Regions from separate parts of the Homo sapiens genome. Here region 1 is linked to region 2. Evidence: read pairs that join two places in POLR2A ChIA-PET (ENCODE). Cell type or tissue: Panc1. All regions are shown on one strand. Links, peaks and the distances in the headings refer to the core of each region. The heading gives the core; the rest is flanking DNA.

Region 1 (9,792 bases), core at 3,063-7,062, 180 kb before region 2:
TTATTTGAGCCCAGGAGGTTGGAGGCTACAGTAAGCCATGATCACGTCACTGCACTCCAGCCTGGACAACAGAGAGAGACCCTGTCTCAAAAAAAAGAAAGGAAAGAAGGAAGTTACCAGAGGAGGAATGTGTCCATCCTAGGTACAATACTTATTTATAGATAGGATTAAAAAAAGATCATGGGGAGATGTGCTCTGCTACAAGGATTTGTGATAAATGATTAATTTTCCTAATTACTACATTTTGCAAGAATTGATATTATTATCTTTAAAGCAAAATTAGGAACGCTTCTGTTCTCAAGATATTGGGATATCAGGACATTCCTAAGTCTGGGTCACTTTAGTAAACATTATCAATCTGTTCCTTTAACCGTAAACATCTAGAGGCTAGAAATACCTGACTTTCTGGGAATGCAGCTCAGCATGTCCCAGCCTCATTTTACACAGCCCTCAAGATGGAGTCGCTCTGGTTCAAACGCCTCTGACATATTTCTCCCCTCCCTTTACAAGAGGACCCTTAACCCTAAAGTTTGCAGAGGGACAAAGATCTGTCTTCTGTAACTCCTTCAGGCTGAATAGGGGTGACGATATTCCTGCCTAATTATTGGGTCTCTTGCATTCAGGGTAGAGAGGAGCTCAGTCAGAAAGCATCAGTATGATGAGGGGTGTTCATAACTCTGAGTTCCAACAAAAGGTCATATCTGGAAGCTTAATAAGGGTCCAATTTAAGTAAGCTTGTCTTGCATTCCTACACGAAGAATATAACCGCAATATATTCCACAATAGCAAAGCAAAATAAGTAAAATAATTCCAAGTAAACTAAACAGAAAGGCCTTCTAAGAACTGGGCAGTTGTTGGAACTAAGCCGATATAGGGTCGACTGATAGCGCATCAATGGCAGAGATATGAGTGTCTAAAGCTTTCATAGCCTGAGTAACGTTATGTGAATAGTCTGGAACATACACACAACATTTAGTTTTGATCAAAACACAAGTTCCTCCTGGGGCGGCTGTTAAAATGTCCAAAGCCATACGGTTTTGTAAGGGTACCTGCCTAATCTGAGAAGTTTCCTCAGGATGGTAAGGGCATGGCAGCATGGCATGTATTACTGAAAGCTGCAACCGTGTGCTCGGCTAAGGCTTCAGCTTGTAATTTGGTAGCTGCCTGTGAGGAAAACATAGCCATGGGGTAGAACCACCAAGATGCTTGTTTTTGTCGCCTATGGCGAGCCTTTACAATTTCCCAGTTAGATGGGAGAGAGTCCAATTTGGTGAGGATACATCCCGGGAGATAACGGTGACCACACATACACCTTCCGGTCCAGTTAGAAGGTAAGTACGGCCAGCCATGAGTTCTGCAAGCCCATAACCATCCCCAAGGAGAAGGGTAGGCATCCATTTTTGGCAAATTATGTTGCCATACCATCCACATCTGGTCTGCTAATAAAAGGGTCTCACTACATTGTTGAGGTGGCAAAAATCCCATATCACAGGTTCTAGTCTGGTGGTGACTATTATTGTGCCTTTCAAAACATAGAGGTGCTTCACCTGATACCTGTATGCCTCAGCCTCCCAAGTAGCTGGAATCACAGGCATGCACAAGCATGCCTGGCTAATTTTTGTGTTTTTAGTAGAGATGGTGTTTCACTGTGTTGGCCAGGCTGGTCTGAAACTCCTGACCTCAAGTCATCTGTCAGCCTCAGCCTCCCAAAGTGCTGGGATTACAGCTGTCTTCTGCCCAAGTCCAATCTAAAGTTGAGGTGGAATTTAGTTGTTTCCTAATTAGATTAAAAATGTGCTGGCCAGGCACAGTGGCTCATGCCTGTAATCCCAGCACTTTGGGAGGCCAAGCAGGGCAGATCACTTGAGGTCATGAGCTCAAGACCAGCCTGGCCAACATGGCGAAACCCTGTTTCTACTAAAAAAAAAAATAAAAATAAAAATAAAAAAAAGACAAAATTAGCCGGGCATGGTAGCAGGTGCCTGTAATCCCAGCTACTCCAGAGGCTGAGGCAGGAGAATCGCTTAGAACCCGGGAGGCAGAGATTGCAGTAAGCCGGGGTCACACCACTGCATTCTAGCCTGGGCAACAGAGAGATACTCTGTCTCAAACAAAAACAAACAAAAAAAAGAAGTGCCTTTTGCCTCCCGCCATGATTCTGAGGCCTCCCCAGCCACATAGAACTGTAAGTCCAATTAAACCTGTTTTTCTACCCAGTCTCAGGTATGTCTTTATCAGCAGCGTGAAAATGGACTAATACAACTCCCTACCGCACGTGGCACAACCAACTCTTCAAAAGTTGAATGAATTAGGCTACAGAGTTTTGCCTCATCCGCCATATTCACCTGACCTCCCGCCAATAGACTACCACTCCTTCAAGCATCTCGACAACTTTTTGCATGAAAAACACTTCCACAACCAGCAAAATGCAGAAAATGCTTTCCAAGAGTTCACCGAATCCCAAAGCATGGATTTTTTACACCAAAGGAATGACAAACTTGTTTCTCATTGGCAAAAATGTGTTGATTGTAATGGTTCCTATTTTGATTAACAAAGATGTGTTTGAGCCTAGTTATAATTATTTAAAATTCATGGTCTGAAACCGCAATTACTTTTCCACCAGCTTAGATTCTATTTGCATTTATGTTTATCAGGGATATTGGCCTGTAATGTTCTTTTCTTACAGTGTCCACGGCTGGCTTTGGTATTAAGGCAATGATGGGCTCATAAAATGAGTTTAGAAACGCTCCTTTTTTTTCAGTTTTTTGGAAGACTTTGAGAAGGATTGGCATTAATTCTTCATTAAATGTCTGGTAAAATTGACCAGTGAAGCAATCTGATCATGGGCTTTTCTTCATTGGGAGATTTTGATTACTGATTCAATCTCCTTACCCATATTGATCCGTTTAAATTTTTTCTTTCTTCATGGTTCAGTCTTGGTAGGATGTACGTTTCTAGGAATCTATTCATTTCTTCTAGGTTATGCAAATTGTTGGCATGTAATTATTAATAGTAGTATCTTATGAGCCTTTGTATTTCTGTGGTATCTGCTGTAATGTCTCTTCTTTCTTTTATAATTTTATCTATTTGCGTGTTCTTTTATCCTTAGGCTAGCTAAAGGTTTGCCAATCTTGTTTATCTTTTTAAAAATCCAACTATTACTATCATTGATTTTGTTTTTTCTTTAGACGGAGTCTCACTCTGTCCTCCAGGCTGGAGTGCAGTGGCACGATCTCAGCTCACTGCAACCTCTGCCTCCCAGGTTCAAGCGATTCTCCTGCCTCAGCCTCCCGAGTAGCTGGGACTATAGCTGCGCGCCACCATGCCCAGCTAATTCTTGTATTTTTAGTAAAGACGGCGTTTCACCATGTTGGCCAGGATGGTCTCAATCTCCTGATATCGTCATCCACCCGCCTCGGCCTCCCAGAGTGCTGGGATTACAGGAGTGAGCCACTGCGCCTGGCCATATCATTGATCTTCTGTATTGTTTTTCTATTCTCTATTTCATTTATTTCAGCTCTCATCTTTATTATTTCCTTCATTCTGCTAACCTTAGTTTTTGTTTTTCCTTTTTTAGTTCCTTGAGGTGAATATTAAGATGTTTGAGATCTCTTTTTTTTCTTTTTTTTTGAGATGAAGTCTCGCTCTATCACCCAGGCTGGAGTTCAGTGGTGCAATCTCGGCTCACTGCAAGCTCTGCCTCCCGGGTTCACGCCATTCTCCTGCCTCAGCCTACCGAGTAGCTGGGACTTACAGGCGCCCACCACCATGCCTGGCTAATTTTTTTTTTTTTTTTAGTAGAGACGGGGTTTCACTGTGTTAGCCAGGATGGTCTCAATCTCCTGACCTCGTGATCTGCCTGCCTGGGCCTCCCAAAGTGCTGGGATTACAGGCGTGAGCCACCGTGCCTGACCTCTTTTTTTCTTAATGTAGGCGTTTAGTGCAATAAATGTCCCTCTTTGAACAGCTTTTACTGCATCCCGTAAGTTTTGGTATGTTGTGTTTCCATTTTAATTTGTCTCAAGATTTTTTTTCTTATTTGATTTCTTCTTTGATCTATTGGTTGTTTAGGAGTGTGCTATTTAACTTCCACATATTTGTGAGTTTTTCAATTTTCCTCCTATTATTGATTTCCAGTTTCATAGTATTGTGGTGAGAAAAAAGATATTTGATATAATTTCAATCTTCAGGGCTGTGTGTGGTGGCTTATGCCTGTAATCTCAGCACTTTCAGAGGCCAAAGCGGGCAGATCACTTGAGGTCAGGAGATGGAGACCAGCCTGGACAACATGGTGAAATCCTGTCTCTACTAAAAAATACAAAAATTAGCCAGGCATGGTGGTACATGCCTGTAATCCCAGCCTCCCTGGAAGGCTGAGACAGGAGAATCACTTGAACTCGGGAGGCAGAGATTGCAGTGAGCCGAGATTGTGCCACTGCACTCCAGCATGGGCAGCAGAGCGAGACTCCGTCTCAAAAAATAATAATAATAATTTCAATTTTCTTAAATTTGTTTAAACTTTATAAAAGGAAAGTTTTGTTTCGCTGCCCAATATATGATCTATCCTAGGAAATGTTACATGTGCATTTGAGAAGATGTGTGTTCTGCTGCTGTTAGATGGAATGTTCTGTGTATGTCCGCTCTATTGGTTATAGTGGTTGTTCAAGTCCACTGTTTCTCTTTTTTGTCTAGATTATCTATCCATTGTTGAAAGTGAAGTATTCAAATTTCCCACTATTATTGTATTGTTGTCTATTTCATCCTTCAATTCCATTAATATTTGTTTTATACATTTAGGTGTTCTAATGTAGGGTGCATACATATTTACAATTCTTATATTCTCTTGATCATTTGACCCTTCATCACACAATGATCTTTTTTGTCTCTTGTGACATCTTGACTTAAAGTATATTTTTTTGATGGTATAACCACTCCTGCTCTCTTTTGATTACCATTTGCATGGAGTATCTTTTTCTATCCCTTCACTTTCAGCCTATGTCTATCTTTAAATTTTTATTCATTCAGTCATTCTATGTCTTTGTTTTTTGGAGATTAAGTCTCACTATGTTGCCCAGGCTAAAGTGTAGTGGCTATTCTCAGGAACACTTACAGCATACTACAGCCCCAAACTCCTGGCCTCAAGGGATTCTCCTGCCTCAGCCTTCTAAGCAGCTGACAGCTGAGATTACAGGCACACACCACTATGCCTGGCTCACTCTATGTCTTTTGATTGGAGAAATGAATCAATTTTCATTTAAGGTAATTAGTGATATAGGAGGATTTACCACTACCATCTTGTTCATTGTTTTCTGTTTGGTAGTTCCTTTGTTTTTTTTTTTCCTTCTTTTGAGATGCAGTCTCAGTCTGTCACCCAGGCTGGAGGGTAGTGGCACGATCTCGGCTCACTGCAAACTCTGCCTCCTAGGTTAAAGTGATTCTCCTGCCTCAGCCTCCTGAGTAGCTGGGATCATAGGCATGTGCCACCATGCCTGGCTAATTTTTGTATTTTTAGTAGAAACGGTGTTTCACTGTATTGGCCAGGCTGGTCTTGAACTCCTGACCTCCAGTCATCTGTCAGCCTCAGCCTCCCAAAGTGCTGGGATTACAGGCGTGAGCCACCACGCCTGGCCACCTTTGTTTCTTTCTTCTCTTACTACTTCCTTTTAATGTCATGATTTTTGTGGTGGCATGCTTTGATTATTTTATCTTTGTCTTTTGTGTATCTACTACCAGTTTTTGCTTTGTGATTACCATGAGGCTTACATAAAACATCTTACACTTATAACAGTCAAAGCTGATATTTTCAATTGCATATAAAAGTTCTGGCTGGGCGCAGTGCTCATGCCTGTAATCCCAGCACTTTGGGAGGCCAAGGCGGGTGGATCACGAGGTCAGGAGATCGACACCATGCTGGCTAACATGGTGAAACCCCGTCTCTACTAAAAAAATACAAAAAAAATTAGCCAGGCGTGGTGGTGGGTGCCGGTAGTCCCAGGTACTCAGGAGGCTGAGGCAGGAGAATGGTGTGCACCTGGGAGGCAGAGCTTGCGGTGAGCCAAGATCACGCCACTGCACTTCAGTCTGGGAGACAGAGTGAGACTCCGTCTCAAAAAAAAAAAAAAAAAAAAAGCTCTACACTTTTACTTCTTCCCTCCCACATTTATTTTATTGATATCACAATGTATATCTTTTATACTGTGTAATCACTAACAATTTTTATAGTTATATAATAATACTTTTGTCTTTTTTTATACTAGAATTAAAATTTATATGCCACCATTACAGTATGAATATTCTGAATTTGATTATACTTACCTTTACCCGTGAGTTTTATACCTTCATATGTTTTCATGTTGCTAATTAGCATCCTTTCATTTGAACTTGAACAACTCTGTTTAGCATTTCTTCTAAAGCAGGTCTAGTGGTGATGAACTCCTTCAGCTTTTGTTTGTCTGGGAAGTCTATCTCTGCTTGATTTCTGACAGCTTTGCCAAGTATAGTATTCTTTCCTGGCACTAAGAGTACTTAGTTCTTTCAGCACTTTGAATCCCACTTTCTCCTGGCCTGCAAGATTTCTGCTGAAAAATTTGCTTATAGTTTACAGTGGCTTTCTTGTATGTGATGAGTCACTTTTCTTACGTTGCTTTCAAGATTTTTTTATTTTTTTTTTTGAGACAGAGTCTCATTCTGTTGCCCAGGCTGGAGTGCAGTGGCACAATCTCAGCTCACTGCAACCTTCGCCTCCTAGGTTCAAGCGATTCTTGTGCCTCAGCCTCCTGAGTAGCTGGGATTACAGGCATGCACCACCACACCCAGCTAATTTTTGTATTTTTAGTAGAGACAGGGTTTCACCATTTTGTCCAGGCTAGTCTTGAACTCCTGGCTTCAAATGATCCATCCACCTCAGCCTCCAAAAGTGCTGGGATTACAGGCACAAGCCACTGTGCTCAGTCCAAGATCCTTTGTGTTTGACTTTTGACAAGTTGATTATGTGTCTCAAGAACCTCATTATGCTCAAGTATTTTCAGTATTATAGGCTTCATGGGGATGGATGTTTGTTTTCCTCTCCAGATTTGGGAATTTTTCTGTCATTATTTCCTCAAGTGTAAGTTTTCCATCCCTTTCTCTTTCTGTGCTCCTTCTTGGATTCCCATAACGCACATATTGGCTGCATTGAGTTGTCCCATAAGTTTCATAAACTTTCCTCACTCATTTTCATTCTTCTTTTCACTGAAAATGTTTGAGGTGATAAATGTTATATGTACTTTGTCACAATTTTTAACAATGTTTGTTCCATCTATATGGTGGAATACAATGCAGTAATACAAAAAAAGAATAATTTGTAAAGAACTGATAAAAAACAATCTCTATTGTTAAGTGAAAATGCATGGGTACCAAACAGTGTAAAAATAAAGGAGGAAGAAAAGAACATATATTAATTTGCTTCCACAAAATATCTCAAGAGGGATACCTAAGAAGCAGCAACATTGGTTTCTTCTTAGAAGTAGATAGCCAGGGGGAACAGAAGCAGAAGGCAGACTTCTCTGGAAATTTTTTTGTTCCTTTGGAATTTTTTTTTCCTTTAAGACAGGATTTCACTCTGCCACCCAGGCTTGAGTGCAGTGGACTGCACAATCATAGCTCACTGCAGCCTCGACCTCCTGGGCTCAAGTGATCCTTCCACCACAGCGTTTTGAGTAACTGGAAATGCACGTGTGTGCCACACACCCAGCTAATTTTTTTTTTTTTAATTTTGTAGAGACGGGGTCTTGTGTTGTTGCCCAGAATGGAATCTTTGGAATTTGAATCACAGAAACACATCGTCCAAAACTAAATGAAAATGTAAAAGGTGATATCTATATATAACCTACACATATATGCGGGCATCACAAACTAAAATTCCTCCAGAAGCCCAGTAGGAAATACAAAGGAGTGAAATCAGCAGGTCTGGAACCTTGGCAGCTGGAGAAAGAACACCTCCTTACAAGATACAAGGTCAAGTGCAGTCTGTGGAACGCACGCCCAAAGGACGCCAAGAGAAGTGGAAGAGCTAAATTTGTAAGTGAAAATTTCTGACTCTGACATGTTGAAAAAATACTTCACTATAGGACAGGAGCGATGGCTCACGCCTGTAATCCCAGCACTTTTGGAGGCTGAGGCGGGCAGATCACGAGGTCAGCAGATCGAGACCATCCTGGCTAACACGGTGAAACCCTGTTTCGACTAAAAATACAAAAAATTAGCTGGGCATGGTGGCGGGCGCCTGTAGTCCCAGCTACTTGGGAGGCTGAGGCAGGACAATGGTGTGAACCCAGGAGGCGGAGCTTGCAGTGAGCTGAGACTGCACCACTGCACTCCAGCCTGGGTGACAGAGCGAAACTCCGTCTCAAAAAAACAAAACAAAACAAAAAAAAACTTATATATATCCAGAAATGTATACATAGGTGAAAAGCTCAATTAGTATTCATGAAGTGAACACAGTGCAACCAACATCCAGATCAAGAAATCGAGCATGAATAGCCAGCCCCTCAAATTTTTCCATTGCTCTCTCCTCCAGTCGCTAGCTCCCCACCTCAACCCCAACCAGGAAGCACTAACCTGACTTCTAACAGACTGGATTAGTTTTGCCTGCTTTTGTACGTTACATGAATACAATCACACAGTATACACACTTTTGGATCTGGTATCTTTCTCTCAACATTATGCTAGTAAAATTAACCCACATTGTTGTATGTAGTTGCATATGGGTTATTTTCATTGCTGACGGTCTTCCATTTATTCATCTATTCTTCTGTTGACTGGCGTTTAGGTTGCTCTCTGTTTGGGCTTATAACAAATTTTTCGGCTACAAATATTCTATTTCATGTCTTCTGGTGAAAATATATAAGCATTTTTGTTGTGTACCTTTCTAGGAGTGGAATGACTGAGTCCTGAAAGTGTCTGTTTAGGTTTAAAACATACTGCCAATTGGACATGGTGGCACATGCCTGTAGTTCCAACCACTTGGGAACCTGAGGCAGGAGGATTGCTTGAATCCAGTTCTGGGCTATAGTGTGTTATGCTGATCAGGTCGTTAGCATCATTATGGTGACTTTCCACGGAGCAAAAGACCCACAGGTTTGCCTATGAAGGGGTCAGGTCAGAAACGGAGCAGGTCAAAACCCCCATGCTGATGAGTAGTGGAATCTACTGCCAAATAGTTTTTCATTTGAGTTCTGGCTGCTCCATTTGTTTGTGTTGGCAACTTAAAAAAAACTAGGCCAAATAAAACATCTGTGGACCATCAGTTGTCACCTCTGGCCTAGCGCATCTTCGGTTCTTATGGGAGAAAGTTCTTTATGAGGTAAGTCCAAAAGCATAGAGTTCGCTTGCTTAAGACCTTGCAGTATCCCTCAATCTTTGGATAATGATCGAACTTCATGACGGGCTGCTCTTCTTTTTTTCTGCCTCTTTTCCCTGATCTTTACGTCCATTTTTCGTATCTCCATCCCTGCCACTTTAAAGGTCTTGGTGGGCTGCCACACTCTAGCAAGTCAGCATGCCTTGAAATATGCTGACCCCCCCTGCCGATGGCTTCCCCTTTCTTTACTAGGCCAATTGGGTACTTTCTCTCCCCACTAAATTACTAGACCCAGTGCTTGGGATACAAACCTGGATTCTCTCTACCCCAGGGACTTCACGGTGCCTGCCACAGGGCAGGTGCTCAGTACATGCTTGTGCCACAAACTTGGGTACTCTCTGATGTTGAATTTTTTTAAGGTAATCCATGCAGATAGGAAAGTGAAAAAAAAT
Region 2 (5,368 bases), core at 1,221-5,220:
TTGCTATGTTGCAGAAGATCAACAGTATCAGTGGCTGGAAAAGGTAAGAGAGAAATGAAAACCTGTGAATGGTTAGTCTACAGGAGTTTTCATTTTTTAAGGGTTCGATGTCTTTTAACTTAAACTTATGCAGTCAGATATTTATTTCTTTAAAATATTGTGGGAATTTCTTTTGGAATATAAAGAATAAAAGAACTTGCTTATTTAACGTGACCAACCAGTTGTGTTTTATACTTCTGTGTCCTCCCGTCCTCAATGCTGAGGTACAGAAGTATAAAACACAGTTGGTCCTCAGCATTGAGGATGGTAGGTCACAGAAGTATAAAACACAATTGGATTCCTCCCGCCCATCTTTCTTTGTTTACATCACTTTAGATCTTATTAAAAGGTAAAAGGGTTCTTAGAAATCTATCAAATCCAGACTCTTCTACTTATAGAAGAGGACATTTAGAACCACAGTGATTGAAGCTTACCTATAAGTGTAGTAATTCCAAAAATGAATTTCATGAGAGTTATTTTTAAGGTGTCAGTGGTAGGTGGGAGAGGGAATGAATGTCAGGTGTGTACCTGTGACTTTTTTTCTCTGGACGGCAGACCTGTAGTCGCTATTCTGGCACTCTGACTTCATTTACTCCACATCGCAGGCCCCTTAAGTAGGTAGTGCTGGCATTACGTGTTCATCTATTCTTGTGTTGCTATAAAGAATACCTGAGGCTGGGTAATTTATAAAGAACAGAGGTTTAAGTGATTGACAGTTCTGCAGGCTGTATAGGAAGCATGGTGCTGGCATCTGCTTGGCTTCTGCTGAGGCCTCAGGAGCCTCCAATCATGGTGGAAGGTGAAGGGGGAGCAGGCAGATCACATGGCGAGAGCATGAGAGAGGGGAGGAGCCAGCCTCTTTTGAACTACCAGCTCTAGCATGAACTGAGCGAGAAGTGAGAAGTCACGTATCACCAACAGGGTGGTGCTAGGCCATTCATGAGGGATCTACCCCCATATCCAGTCACCTCCCACCAAGTCCGGCCTCCAACATTGGGAATCACATTTTAACATGAGATTTGGAGGGGACAGGCATCTAAACTATATCACCTTAGTTCACTAATGAGGAGAGTGACTTGGAAAAATTGCCCACCTAGAAAGCAGAACCAAGATCAAACCCAGGTTGTGACAGCAGGTGTGTTCTGTTTCTCCAAGGCACACTCCCACCCCTGCTAGGCATGCTATTATTGTCTGTGGTGTTAGGTGAATACCTAGAGGAATGTTTCCATTCTGTAACAAAATTATATGTTTTTTTTAATTTGAAATAAATTTTATGTTAGGTTTTTGGCTCTTGTCCAAGGAAGAACATGCAGATAACTATTCTCACATGTCGACATGTTACCGATTATAAAACCTCAGAATCCACCGGCAGCCTTCCTTCTCCTTTCCTGAGAGCCCTAAAAACACAGAATTTCAAAGACTCGGCGTGTTGTCCATTGCTAGAACAACCGAATATAGTACACGACCTTCCTGCAGCAGGTGGTATTAAAATTTGTAACATTTACATTCTATCTTATTGCTTTATTGATACTACTTTTCACCATTAGAGGTCTTTTTGAGGTAGTTTATTAATGATGATTGATACCAATATATTGCTGTTAGTCCTCAATATCTGTAGTTACAAGTGCAGTATATTTAGTTTGAGTTTTCAGATTTTCCAGACACAGTTATTTGAGGAGCTCATGTTTCTTAACTGTTGGGCTTCAGACATGCTGTGTTTCTTTTTGGTCTTTGATTATTCAGAATGCAAGCCAGTGTTAAATATAAATTATTGGTGCATCAAAAGTTGATAAAGTACATTTTAATTATCAAAACAGAAGTTTTGAATATTGAATCTTGATAGTTGCTTTAATTTTTTTATTACCATCACACACATCTGCCATCATATGACAAAGAGACTGCCATTTACTTTTCAGTGGGTAATATATTACATAATTGTTATTTATTATATGAACTGTATTAAAATAGGGTTTGGTTGGGGTTTCTTTTTGCTTTCAATGTTTACTAGAATGAGAAGTGGCTAAATATTTCACTTTATGCATTTTGTACTTATTTGTTATTTATATGCTTTATTATAGTCAGTAGAATTTTAATCTTTCAGCTACTTAAATCATCTCAGCTGTATTTTCAGGAAATATAAAATTAATATTTGCAAAAGAAGAGATTATTAGGAAAATAAATTGACTTTGAAAGAAAATCTTCATTATAATTGGTTCAAAATTGCAGTAAATACCTTGATTGAAAGAGGCAGCTGAGATAACTACTTTTAACAACAGCCTTTATTATTTAAAGGTGTTTAATTTAAAAGTAACATAATAGAAAACTTACATCGTTTTTTTTTCTTGTGTATTCATAGTTCTAAGCTACTGTCAAGTATGGAAAATCCCAGCAATTCTGTACTTGTGTTATACTGATGTGATGAAATTAGACCTAATCACAGTGGAAGCTTTTAAGCCTATACTTTCTACCAGAAGCTTGAAGGGTTTGGTTAAGGTAAGGTTTTAACTCATTTAAATTAATAGCTGCATTGTTATAATCAGCTTAGTAACAAACATAAATGTATACTGTCATTTTAAACCCTAAGCAATGCTTGGAGATCCATTCTTCTCAAAGCGAAGCTTTCTAGTCTGGCAGTTTGAATTTGATTGTCATCATCTCTTCTGTATACGTCTGTAACTTGACGAATGCTTTGTTCTTGTATGATAGATTAATGCAGTGCAATTAAATCCCAAATGTCTATGTGGACAGATGGTTTTACTGTTCAATAAGCTTCTATAACTACTTTGCAAGGTTTTTTAAAAAATTTTTATTTAATTTTTGAGACGGTTATTTTTGAGTATAGTGTGGATCAAATTATTATAATATTTATTTACCCAATTTTACAGAGAACTGTATATGTGAAGATGAGAGAATTACATAATGAACCTCTTCCTTACCCTTGGTTTATACCTTTGGTCTCATTTTCTAAAAAAATTGGAACACGTACATGAAAATGTTTGCCTGTAATCTCAGGTAGTTTAGGGATTCCATTGTTTTCTCTTAAGAGACTTTTTTGGAAGTCCACAGCCTCTGGTTTAAGCATGGTTTCTTTAAAGGAAAGAGGTTGTAACAACATTGTCCCTCAGCCCGGTTTTATTCTGGAATGGCCATTAGTTTTAAGACTTTTGTGGTAAGTTGTTGGAAGTAGCTCATTTCCCAGGTCTCATAAATTAGTTTGTTACTAGATTGTCAGCTCCTTGTGGTAATGGACCACGATTTTTAATTTTGGTATCCCAAGTTTACCACATACCTGGCATGTTGAATAAAGCCATCAATAACCATTTGTTGAAGAGTACAGCTGTAAAACTCTGATTTAGTATACTGCAAGCTTATCTTGCAAATTAGCTAGAATCCAGGGTAATCTTTCTGACACATGGAGTTAATTTATTTTTAGCATCTCTTTCAAAGTATATGCTGATCGTCTTGTTTGTTTAAATAGCCAATTGCCTCATCCCACTTAACTCAGAGATGAGTTCCCATGGGCAGGGGCTGGGCTGTTTTGTTTACTGCTGTAGGACTGTGTGTAGCACACAGGTGTGTCATAAACGCTTGGACTTGTTCAGAGACTTGGAAATCATCTGTCATATGGGGCTTAAGGAAACTCAGCTTTTATGAATATACTTTCAAGGGGAAATTTAACTCAGCATTTTCATTTTTGCTTTGGAGATAATGATTAGCAGGAGGGTAAGATGGTGGTTCTGCAGGGTGCTGTTTTCTTAATGACCAATTACATCAGCCTGAGTCAGTTCGTTGTTTCTGACCTTTTAAAAGTGGTATTTTCAATAAGGTGGAATTATTTTGAGTTCTTCCTGTGTGGCAGTTTAGTTGGATTTGAAAGATGGATGAATCTTGGGTAGAAGTGTGCAGAGGGAAGCAGTGTGAGCAGAGTGGGAAAGTGTGAGGAGAGCCGTGAGGAGTGTGGTGTTGGTGGAGAGGGGAGGAAGACATCTTGTGGGGAAGGTCGGGCGGGTTAGAGCATAGACTTCCTCCAGAGGCCAGGAGACCATCGGAGGCCAGGAGATCATCGGCGAGTGTGGCAGGGAAAGGGCCTGTTGAACTGACTTTCCCACTTGCCTTTTCGTTGAGAAGGAGAGTAAAGGCCACGCCTGTCCCATGGCTGTTTTTAAGTCTCGAGTGTGGAGATTGTTGGTCGTGGAGGGAGGGGTGTTGCCTCTGCCTGAATCCCTGGGGTCTCACTGTATTCACTTTTTTCTCTCCTTTCAGAATATTCCCCAAAGCACTGAGATACTAAAGAAATTGATGACAACAAATGAGATTCAGAGTAACATTTATACATGATCTTAAACATTGTTTTGTAGTGTATATTACTTGTCCATTCCTTTAAGGGGAGCAGCCTGCACTCTTTTGTAGATTACTTTTGGGGGATATATTTTGAGAATGATGAAACGGAATAAAATTGTAAAAAATTAATTGTAGTTTTAATTCCTTATTTATGGTGGTATTATTCACAACCAAAATAAGCCAAGCATTTTCCTTTTATCCACTAGGTGGGAGTATTGTTGTATTTGAATATTTTAAGGTACTATAGTTAAATTTTTATCTTATTTATTTATTTATTTATTTTTTGAGGCTGGGTCTTGCTCTGTTGCCCAGGCTGAAGTGCAGTGTGCTATCATGGTTCACTGCATCCTCGACCTCCTGGGCTCAAGCATTTCCCCCGCCTCGGCCTCCCAAAATGCTGGGATTACAGGTGTGAGCCACTGTGCCCAACTTTAGTTAAATTTTTCAAAGCTACAGATATCAGCAGATGGTATTCATGTGGCAAAGTGTAGTTAATTAGGTGTAACTATTCATTGACCTGTTGGTGATTCTTAATATGTGGAAAGTTTCTGGATATTTTAGGAGTCCTGCAGTTTTTTTTATCTTGTGGGTAAAAATTGATGACAAAGTAACAAAATTATATATTTACTAAAAATGAAACAGAAATGTGTATGTCCTCACTTTTTAGTAATATCTGACAGATAGCCTCTTCACCCAGACTTTCCCAGGGCTCTCTTTCAAGGCTGGCTCTGCGCGTGTCAGCAGTTCTCTTACAGTCATGTGTTATCATTAGGAGTGTGAATGGAATCATGAACCCGGAGTAGCCACACAACTTCACAGGACCACAAACTGAACTGCATTCATGAAAATAAATTTTAAAATGGTGGAGTTAAATGCTTCTTATCTCTTCTGCTTTCTTTTTCACCTTTTTAGTTATTGAATCATTTACATACTATAGATTTAGAGTACTTACCCATTTATATTTTCTAGTTCCAGTTCATTTACTGTT

Evidence for each region. Peaks named below come from ENCODE experiments on the same cell type or tissue, not always from the same donor. Only the 100,000 strongest peaks of a DNase experiment are listed, where the experiment ranks them.
Region 1: POLR2A ChIA-PET joins it to region 2 with 9 read pairs; 21 of 35 experiments call an interaction of 5 or more read pairs at or near these places.

The regions. Positions count from the first base shown.
Region 1 is chr21:39,350,288-39,360,079 of GRCh38, reverse strand. It overlaps LOC105372804 (a long non-coding RNA gene), which reads right to left. Exons shown (of 3, transcript XR_937717.2): 1 at 9,652-9,792. Among named protein-coding and RNA genes, the nearest start is that of HMGN1, 6.1 kb to the right of the region's middle. RefSeq lists silencers at 1-33, 8,232-8,436. In Panc1, for the core only: no CTCF peak of the experiment used is centred there; no DNase peak of the experiment used is centred there.
Region 2 is chr21:39,174,599-39,179,966 of GRCh38, reverse strand. It overlaps PSMG1 (proteasome assembly chaperone 1), which reads left to right. Exons shown (of 7, transcript NM_003720.4): 4 at 1-43; 5 at 1,320-1,518; 6 at 2,396-2,532; 7 at 4,303-5,198. The coding sequence ends at 4,377. Among named protein-coding and RNA genes, the nearest start is that of PSMG1, 6.2 kb to the left of the region's middle. In Panc1, for the core only: a CTCF peak has its summit at 4,596 (motif pointing right); no DNase peak of the experiment used is centred there; H3K27ac peaks cover 348 bases.